Regions from separate parts of the Homo sapiens genome. Here region 1 is linked to region 2. A link is a loop called in an ENCODE intact Hi-C map of the cell type or tissue named here. Cell type or tissue: chondrocyte. All regions are shown on one strand. Each heading gives the region's core, and the rest is flanking DNA. Links, peaks and the distances in the headings are about the cores only.

Region 1 (5,386 bases), core at 124-5,123, 49 kb after region 2:
TGTGATAATGAGTGAGTTCTCACAAGATCTGATGGTTTAAAAGTATGGCACTTACTCCTGCTCTCTCTCTCTCTCTCTCTGGCCACTATGGAAGATCTGCCCCTTGCTTCCCCTTTGCCTTCTGCCATGATTGTAAGTTTCCTGACATGCATACTGTGAGTCAATTAAACCTCTTTTCTTCATAACTTACCCAGTCTCAGGTAGTATCTTTATAGCTGTGTGAGAATGGACTAATACAGTGAGGGTGATCTTTACTCAATCTGTTGATTCAAATGCTACTCTCTTATGAAAATACCCTTACAGACACATCCGAAAATAATGTTTCGCCAGCTATCTGGGCACCCCTTAAGCCCAGTCAAGTTGACACACAAAATTAACCATCACATACACTATTAAAGTGGCTGAATCATTTATTCTGGATTAGGGTGATTTTATCATTGTGGTGGTAGTTAATACACTTTTCTGTTTGCTATATTTCCTGTAAGCTAGTCGTTGAATCTAGAGGCTTGATTAGATTCAGGTTAAATATTTCAGGCAAGAATATCTTTTATTGGTGGTGCTGTAGACTTTCAACCATACCACATCAGGAGGTACATAAAGCCTGTCAGTCCCATGTGTAATGATCATAGATTGATTGGAGGTTTTGACATTTTCACCTTGATCTTTCCATTATAAAGTTCCTTATCAACCTTTCACAATGGTTTAATGTTTATTGATAACTGCCAAATTCCAGTACTTCATGAGGTGGAAGCAAAATGGTAGTTTCCTAATTCCTACATTCTTCTGCATTTATTAGCTGGTATTGATCTCTGAAGAACTTTCCCTCCTTAACTATTTGATTGGCCTTAGATGTAGTTCTTAGGCCCTATTTTATTTTATTTTTATCTATTTTTTTGAGACGCAGTCTCACTGTGTTGCCCAGGCTGGAGTGCAGTGGTATGATCTCAGCTCACTGCAACCTCCACCTCCTGGGTTCAAGTGATTCTCCAGCGTCAGCCTCCTGAGTAGCTGGGATTACAAGCACCCGCCACTATGCCTGGCTAATTTTTGTATTTTTAGTAGAAATGGAGTTTCACTATGTTGGCCAGGCTGGTCTTGAACTCCTGACCTCAGGTGATCCGCCTGCCTCAGCCTCCCAAAGTGCTGGGATTCCAGGCATGAGCCACAGTGCCTGGCCTTTAAAAAATGTTTATTTAAATAGTTTTGGGGGTACAGGTGGTTTTTGGTTACATGGATAAGTTCTTTAGTGGTGATTTCTGAGATTTTAGTGCACCCGTCACTTGAGCAGGGTACACTGTATCCAGTATGTTGTCTTTTATACCTCACCCCCTCCCATCCGGCCACAACAAGTCCCCAAAGTCCATTACATCATTCTTCTGAATCCTCATAGCTTAGCTCCCACTTATAAGTGAGAACATACAATATTTGTTTTCCATTCTTGAGTTACTTCACTTAGAATAATGGCCTCCAGCTCCATCCAAGTTGCCACAAAAGACATTATTTCATTCCTTTTTATGGCTGAGTGGTATTCCATGGCATATATACACCGTGTTTTCTTTATCCATTCGTTGGTTGATGGCCACTTAGGCTGGTTCCCTATCTTTGCACTTGTGAATTGTGCTGCTGTAAACATGCATGTGCATGTGTCTTTTTCATATGACTTCTTTTCCTCTGGGTAGGAACCCAGTAGTGGGATTGCTGGATTGAATGGTACTTCTACTTTTAGTTCTTTAAGGAATCTCTATACGTTTTCCATAGTGGTTTTACTAATTTACATTCCCACCAGCAGGGTAAAAGTGTTTCCTTTTAACCACATCCATGCCCACATCTATTGTTTTTTGACGTTATAATTATGTCTTAGGCTGTATTTTAAATCAGGGCTCTCTGAGCTTGATCTCATGTCAGCCATCATCATATCAGTGTGAAAACAGACTAGAACCAGGTATCAGTGATGCAGCAGCCAGGAGAATTTCTGGGCCAGGGGCCAGGCCACAAGCTGCATATCCCAATGGCCAACTGGTCATGGCTACTTCCTTTTTCTCATCTAGTGCAAGCTCAAGAGGTGTGGGATGGGACAATATTCCACTGTTCTGCAGGTAAATGTATCTTTGTGGGGCCTCTGAATGTCCTCTTCGGTCTGCTAGTCTCCTGACAAGGGGGGAAAACACTATCCAGACCTTTTCTCTGGGAGGCCATTTGTTTTCCTGTAATCTGTAGAAGAAACCAAGGTACTTTTGTGGGTGCAGCATCTCAGTTACTGGGGGAGCTTCTCAGTGTGAGCTCTGAATGCTTCAGGATGTCTTCCAATAGCCAGCCTTTCCTCTGTGTAAAAGGTTTCTCTGGAGTAATGGAGATAGCATGTGTGCAAGTAGGCAGGAGCTCCCCTTAGTGTCAGCTTGAGAGCAAGGAAGGGAGAGGAGAGCTATGCCTCTGAAACAATACCATTTTGCCCCCAATGCCAGTTTTATTTCAGAGATAAAATGCCATGCTTCAGAGCCATCAATGATAATTGTTTGAGATTGATGACCTTTGGAAGCTGACAGAATACTAACTTCTGGGAGAAGACTAGAGTAGATCAGGATGATTTCTTGGTATACTCTCAGCTGTTTCCCACCATGTGTTTCCTCTTCTTTCTGATATACAGCCAAAATACATTTCCCAGTCTGCCTTGCAGTTAAGGGAAACTGAGGTCTCGTCAATGGAATATGAATAGAGAAATGTGTACCACTTCCAGGCCTGGCCCATGAAAACCTCCCATATGCTCTCTCTCTTTCATCTTCCTTTTCCCTTCAGGCTGGCTGGAGGGGAGGCAGCTCCTGGGAGAGATTTGGAAGTTGGCAGAGCTGCTATTAAGCTGGGTTCCTGAATGATGGCAAGAAAGAGGCCCACTCCTCTATCGTATTCACCTGCCAAGTATTGTTTGTGAGCAAGAAAAAAAATATCTACTGTAGTTGAGGCCATCTTAAATACAGTTTCTCTTTTAAAGCCATTCCACGTCCACCATTTGGCATTAAGCGTCTTTAAAAAAAACTGTGAGTGCCCTGCCTTGCCAGTAAGCTGTTAGCAAGTCTTAACTCGGGAGATCTGTCTCTCCTGGCATTCTGAGAAGCAGAAGTCTCAAATTACTTCCAGCTGAAATGGAAAAGAAACAAAACAAAACAGAAACTCATCTGTGGTAGGCAGACTAATGTCCCTCCCACCGAGATGTTCATGCCTGAGTCCTTAGAACCTGCAAATATGTTACCTCCATGGCAAAGGGGACTTTGCAGGTGTGATTAAGGGTACTGATCTTGAGATTGGGAGATTATTCTGGATTATCTAGATGGGCCCAACCTAATCACAAGAAAACATTGGAAAAGGGAGGAAAAGAGTGGATCAGACCGATGCGATGTGATGATTTGACCCACTGTTGCTGTCTTTGAAGATGGTGGCAAGGCCTTGGAGCTAAGGAATACAGTCTCTAGAAGCTGGAATAAACAAGGCAATGCAATCCCCTTAGAGCCTCCAAAAGGGAGCACAGGTCTCAGAACTGTTAAGATAATAAATTTGTACTGTTTGAAGTCATTAACATTTGTGGCCATTTGTCATGGCAGTAGTAGAAAACTAATACACCATCCCATACAAAACACTTAAATGAAAAAAAAAATACATACATCTGTAGAGTAGGCACATCTGTAGGTTCTTAATGCCTGTCATCCTTATCTGGAAACTTGGGTGTTTAATGCATTTTGGCAAGAGTGATGCCAGTGAGGATGTTCCTTGGTAGCTTAAATATATCCAGGCTATTGCAATGATGCCTGACATTGAAGGGAAAATGCACACATTTAGTCAGTCACATGTATGATTTCAAATATCTGGATTTTGGAATTGTATAACCAGGTATATACCAGCTACATCTGAGGGGAAATTTTCCGTTTTCATCCAGATGCTCTGGTAAGTGCTGACATACCCAGACTATGAGAGATTTGGATCAAACTAAAGAAGTCCCCAAGTCTCAGGAGAACAATGAAATGTAGTGCGGGGTGTCTGCCGGAGTCATGGTGTACTCATCAGAATGAGCTGCTGAACACTGTGGTCAGGCCCTTGGCTAGTGACACCATTAAGATTTTGTTTCCTTCTAAATCACCACCCCTCCTCTACTGTTGAAATGTGGCTGTTTCATCTCTCCATTAGAGTCCTTCCAATTTACACCAAGCAAAACAGTTGGAAAATAAAACTTCATGGCCAGGCAGTGGGTAGGAGTGAGAGGGAGGAGGAAAGGATGTAGACACATAATTCAGAATCAAACATTGAATGAAGGACTCCTCGATTCAGACCCCATCTCACTTTGCCCATGGACTCAGTGTCTGACCTTGCATTACCCTCCCTGATCTTAACTTCCCAGAACTCTGACAGATGATTAATAATACCTGCTATACAAAGGGGGTGAGAACTAATAAATGGTAGTTAAGGATGATGAGTAAGCCGAGTATAATAGCTACTGCTTTCAAGATTTCTCAGAATCCATTAGAGTTTCTATTGTTTTAATGACTGTGATGAGTTCAGTAAGTCATTTCTGAGTTAGGCACCACTTATCTTTGTGTACTGAATATTCTTAAAGCCACAGTTACTTCCTTGCTGGGGTTATAAAGCAATTCTGAAGACCAAATCATGTTGCCTTTGTACATATCCATTGAGGTTTCTCTCTCTTACTCTACATGGAAATCCTGTAATACAGATTTCAGCCTTACACCGAGAAAATATATATTTCTGAGTCTTTTTTTCTTAATATATATGTGAGAAAACTCTAAAGTAAGAATAAATGGAAAATCATTAGAAGAAGTATAGAAATTACTTTGAAAGGGTATATACAGTCTAATTCATTTATTTTTATTTTAGAAATTTGAATGAATTATTTCAATAAATGTATATAAAAGATTTTACATTACGTTATACTCAGTTTTTCTTTTTCTTTATTTTTTTGAGCCAGTCCTCCGAGCCTGTTTCCTCAACTGCCCTTTTCTCCTACCCAGTACATCGAGCTGTTCAGTGAAAAAGAACAGTGTTTTGTGTGTATAAATAAATAAATAAATAAATAAAAATAAAAATAAACAGCTAACTAACGTAGGAAACCCTCCTTCTCCTTCCCCAACAAGTTGCCTGAAGAAATATGTATTAGCAAGACTGCTGGAAATCCACATTTGTTACATGAAATTAGGACATTAAAACTGTATCCTGCTGCTTAGTGCCCAGACCTTGTACCCCATGCAGCAGCCTGCTTGTCGGCCATGGAACAATGTGTAGCAAATGCCTTGGTGATGACATATCTGTCAGAGGGAAAGAAGGAGGGCATTGATTATCATAATGCGGCATAGAGCTCATTTCCTTCTGAAATTACCCAGAGATG
Region 2 (5,386 bases), core at 202-5,201:
CTGTGTCTACTATACTCTTTCTTGTATTGTGGAAAAAATAAAAACTGTAAACTTGAGAGACATTCCACAAATACAAATCTTGCTTCTTTTGCTTAAAAAAATTATGAACATAATTATAGAAAAAAGTAGATTCTGGTTGTTTACCATAAAGAATTACTACTAGACCAATAGCAAAGGAAGTTACAAAGCACAGATCACAAAAATCTCTCCAATCACGTCAGGAAGTTCAGCCCTGGATGGTGTTTGTTTACCTACAGTGAGGGCAGTCTGTCACCAGCTGATGCCCTGTTGAGAGCCTCTTGATCTAAACAGGAGGTTCAGTCAATCACTATTAACTGAAACCTACATTAATATGTATTATTCCTCATTAAACACTGTTAAGAAAATGAAGATTAATACATGCTGTATTTTGAACAGATGACACATAAAGACAAAAACTAAGGAAGCAAAACATAGTACCTGTTGGTAAAAACTTCCCAATCACTGCTTAAACAAATCCTAGTACTGACCTCAATCAGGGTTTTAAATACTTGACTCTAAATCCTTTATCTTGGGCCAGGCGTGGTGGCTCATGCCTGTAATCCCAGCACTTTGGAAGGCGGAGGCAGGCGGATCACTTGAGGTCAGAAGTTCGAAACCTGCCTGGCCAACATGGCAAAACCCCGTCTCTACTAAAAATACAAAAATTAGCCAGGGTGGTGGTGTGTGCCTGTAGTCCCAGCTACTCGGGAGACTGAGGCCAGGGAATCACTTGAACCCAGGAGAAGGCGCTGTAGTGAGCCAGGATCGTGCCACTGCATTCCAGCCTGGGAGACAGAGCAAGACTCTGTTTCAAAAACACAAACAAAAAATCCTTTATCTTTACTTTGCTCCTTTCAGGATAGCTCTGGAATTTGAATCTGCTTTCCAGAGCTTTATTCTCAACTGCCAGCCTCATTTTTCATACTGTAGTTACTTAAGGGTGGAGGTAGTCGGGCCGGCAAGTAACTACCTGCAGTGTACTTGAGAACCTTTGAAAGCATCTGTACTTGCCAAGGGTGGGGCATGTATGCTTGAGAGCCCTTTAAAGCGTCTTTACTTGCTAAGGGCGCTATGACCATTCCCATTCCTGGGACTTCATTCCCGCTGGGACCTCATTCCCCAGTGGAGGGTAAAGCATGGCTTTTGCTGACGGTTTCCAGGTAGCCTTCCAAAGTATGTTAGCATAAAGGACTGGAGATGCTGACCATCTGGCTAACTCATGATTCAGAAGCCCTTTGGATCCACTTATAAGGCCATTCTATTTAGGCCTGCTAAGGATGTCTGCCATGCTAATGTCAAAAGCAGGGATTTTAGGTTATGTTAGTGATCAGTGAGGAATTTTAATATGTTGTTTTGTCAACTACTGAGGCTATAGGCCCTTTTAGGTCTTCAGGAGAAGTAGACCAGTAAAATAAACACTGTGTGTTTAAGCTATGAGAGCTCAGGATCCCTGTGGTTAGCAGTTATGAGGCACTTGGACACATATTTATACTAAGAGTTGTAGCTTTTACTTATCTTGGGTAAAAGAAATACTCCAAACAGTTAGAACAAAAAAATATATCTGATGGTAAAATGGATAATGTATTAGTCCATTTTCATAGTGCTATGAAGAAATACTCCAGATTGGGTAATTTATAAAGAAAAAGAGATTTAATGGACTCACAGTTCCACATGGCAGGGGGGGCCTCATAATCATGGCAGAAGGTGAAGGAAGAGTGTATTAGTCTGTTTTCATGCTGCTGATAAAGATATACCTGAAACTGGGCAATTTACAAAAGGAAGAGGTTTATTGGACTTACAGTTTTACATGGCTGGGGAGGCCTCACAATCACAGTCGAAGGTGAAAGGCACATCTCACATGGTGGCAGACAAGAGAAGAGAGCTTGTGCAGGGAAACTCCCCTTTGTAAAACCATCAGATCTTGTGAGACTGATCCACTATCATGAGAACAGCGCAGGAAAGACCCGCCCCCGTAATTCAACCACCTCCCACTGGGTTCTTCCCACGACATGTGGGAATTGTGGGAGTTACAATTCAAGATGACATTTGGGTGGGGACACAGCCAAACCATATCAAGGAGCAAAGTCACGTCTTACATGGTGGCAGGCGAGAGAGTGTGTGTAGGTGAACTACCCTTTATGAAACCATCAGATCTTGTGAGACTTATTCACACTATCAAGAGAATAGCACAGGAAAAACCCACCTCCATGATTCAATTACCTCCCACTGGGTCCCTCCCATTACATGTGAGGATTATAGGAGCTAAAATTCAAGATGAGACTTGTGTGCGGACACAGCCAAACCATATCATTCCACCCCTGGCCCCTCCAAATCTCACGTCTTCACATTTCAAAACCAATCCTGCCTTCCCAACAGTCCCCCAAGGTCTTAGCTCATTTCAGTGTTAACCCAAAAGTCCACAGTCCAAAGTCTCATCTGAGACAAGGCAAGTCCCTTCCGCTTATGAGCCTGTAAAATCAAAAGTAAGTTAGTTACTTCCTACATACAATGGGGTACAGGCATTCAGTAAATACACTCATCCCAAATGGGAGAAATTGGCCCAAACAAAGGGGCTACAGGCTCCATGCAAGTTTGAAATCCAGTAGGGCAGTAATTAAATCTTAAAGCTCTGAAATAATCTCCTTTGACTCCATGTCTCACATCCAGGTCCTGCTGGATGTAAGAGGTGGTCTCCCACAACTTTGGGCAGCTCTGCCTCTGTGGCTTTGCAGGGTATAGCCCCCCTCCCAGCTGCTTTCACTGCTGGAGTTGAGTGTCTATGGCTTTTCCAGGTGCATGGTTCAAGCTATCAGTGGATCTACCATTCTGGGGTCTGGAGGGCGTGGCCCTCTTCTCACAGCTCTACTAGGAAGTGCCCCAGTGGGAACTCTGTGAGGGGCTCCAACCCCACATTTTCCTTCTGCACTGTCCTAGCATAGGTTCTCCATGAGCGCTCCGCCCCTGCAGCATACCTCTGCCTGGACATCCAGGCATTGCCATACATTCTCTGAAATCTAAGTGGAGGTTCCCAAACCTCAATTCTTGTTTTCTGTGCACCTGCAGGACCAACACCATGTGGAAACTGCCAAGGCTTGGGGCTTACACCCATTGAGGCCATGACCCAAGCTCTACCTTGGCCCTTTTTAGCCATGGCTGGGACACAGGGCACCAAGTCCTAGGTTCACACAGCAGGAGTCCCTGGACCTGGTCCATGAAACCATTTTTTCCTGCTAGGCCTCTGGGCCTGTGATGGGAGAGACTACCTCAAAGATGCCTGACATGCCCTGGAGACATTTTCCCCATTGTCTTGGCAATTAACATTTGGCTCCTTGTTACTTATGCAAGTTTCTGCAGCTGACTTGAATTTCTCCCAAGAATAGGGGTTTTCTTTTCTGTTGTATCATCAGCCTGCAAATTTTTCACACTTTTATGCTCTGCTTCCTCTTGAATGCTTTGCTGTTTAGAAATTTCTTCCTCCAGATATCCTAAATCATCTCTCTCAAGTTCAAAGTTCCATAGATCTTTAGGGCAGGGGCAAATGCCACCAGTCTCTTTGCTAAAGCATAGCAAGAGTCACCTTTGCTGCAGTTCCCAACAAGTTCCTTATCTCCATCTGAGACCACCTCAGCCTGGACTTTATTGTCTATGTCACTATCAGCATTTTTGTCAAAGCCATTCAAAAAATCTCTAGAAAGTTCCAAACTTTCTCACATCTTCCTGTCTTCTGAGGAAGACATTTTCCTATCTTCTTCTTAGCCCTCCAAACTGTTCCAACCTCTGCCTGTTACCCAGTTCCAAAGTCGCTTCCACATTTTTGGGTATCTTTATAGCAGCACCTCATTCCCAGTACCAGTTTACTGTATCAGTCCATTTTCATACTGCTATGAAGAAATACTTGAGACTGGGTAATTCATTAAAAAAAAAAAAGGGTTTAGTGGATTCACAGTTCCACATGGCTGGGGAGGCCTTACAATCATGGCAGAAGGTGAAGGAGGAGCAAAGGCACATCTTACAGGGTGGCAGGCAAGAGAGCATGTGAAGGGGAATGGCCCTTTATAAAACCATCAGATCTCTTGAGACTTATTCACTACCATGAGAACAGCATGGGAAAAACCCTTCCCTATGATTTCATTACCTCCCACCAGGTCCCTCCCATGACATGTGGGTATTATGGGAGCTACAATTCAAGATGATATTTGGGTGGGGACACAGCCAAACCATATCAGATACAGTTCCCAAATATTGCCTTATCCCTCACAAAGGAGTGGTGGGCTTAGAAGGCCACATGTCAGCAGAGTCCTGCATCTCCTCTGCATAGGTTTATATCACCTTCTAATTTGGAAAATTTTTTAAATCTCTGTTCTAGCTTTGTCATATGCCCTACATGACAGTGGAACTAACTACCCTATGATTTTCACCTCAGCCAGGCTTAGTCTTCAGGTTCCAGGTGTTGGTTGTTTAACAGCATCACAAAACCTAGGGCTCCCAACATATGAATACACAAACTTACAAATAAGACAGGCATTTCAGAGCAGAACATCTGGTGTTTGTCTGCCCCACAGGCGTACCTCCTTTAGGTGTAATTCATTGGAATCCCAGTCAGCCGATTTAGGAGCCTAAGTGCATTAGCTCATGGCCAGTGCACTGTAGCCACATACTGTAGTTTCTTCAGGTTGAGTGATGCTTATTGATCTGTTAGTTTGCTCCGCAGAGCCCCTCTCTGCCCCAGGTAACTTACTTTCTGATGGTAATATTTTGATAGAAAGTAAATAACTTTGTTTCAATAAAAGAAAAAGTAGCATATGATTATTTTAAAGATTAAGGTACAGATTGGATATTTTTGGAAAATTTGCTGCTTTTTAGGCAGATGAACTGTTAGGTGGGTGTGGGCCATGTTCTAAGCCCAACTAAATCCATCTTTAGAACAATTCTAAAGAAAGCAGAAAAGATAAAGATATCAAGTCATAAATGTATACTTGTTTATTGAGCATGGTTTAAAATTTTAATCAGCCTACAATCAGCCCTGGCATCCTTGATTCCCCTTACTTTGTTGCACTTTTTAAAAAAGCACTAATAATTATCTAAAACACTAAAAAATTTATTTATGTTCATTACTTACTGAGTATTTGCCCCTTCATCCTCCAAGTGAGTGGCACAGGTCAGGCATCTTTCTCTTTTTTGTTCACCAATATATCTGAAATGTGTGTTACAGTGCAAATAATAAATGTTCAATAAATACTTGTTAGTGAATGTTGGGAATGACTCACCATAAGTTCAGCGATATTAAGATTAGTTAAGCCATGATCCAGTGAATATGTCCATTTTTAGGAAAGCACCCTCACTAAAAGGAATAAAATTTTGTTGT

The links. Peaks named below come from ENCODE experiments on the same cell type or tissue, not always from the same donor. Only the 100,000 strongest peaks of a DNase experiment are listed, where the experiment ranks them.
Region 1: it touches region 2 in a loop (4-fold over the local background); 11 of 110 quality-filtered maps call a loop at or near these places.

The regions. Positions count from the first base shown.
Region 1 is chr12:93,800,522-93,805,907 of GRCh38, forward strand. The region is part of intron 2 of CRADD (CARD and death domain containing adaptor protein); the gene reads left to right. Among named protein-coding and RNA genes, the nearest start is that of CRADD-AS1, 65 kb to the left of the region's middle. In chondrocyte, for the core only: a CTCF peak has its summit at 2,396; no DNase peak of the experiment used is centred there.
Region 2 is chr12:93,751,030-93,756,415 of GRCh38, forward strand. All of the region lies in intron 2 of CRADD (CARD and death domain containing adaptor protein), which reads left to right. Among named protein-coding and RNA genes, the nearest start is that of CRADD-AS1, 16 kb to the left of the region's middle. In chondrocyte, for the core only: no CTCF peak of the experiment used is centred there; a DNase peak (open chromatin) is centred at 2,927.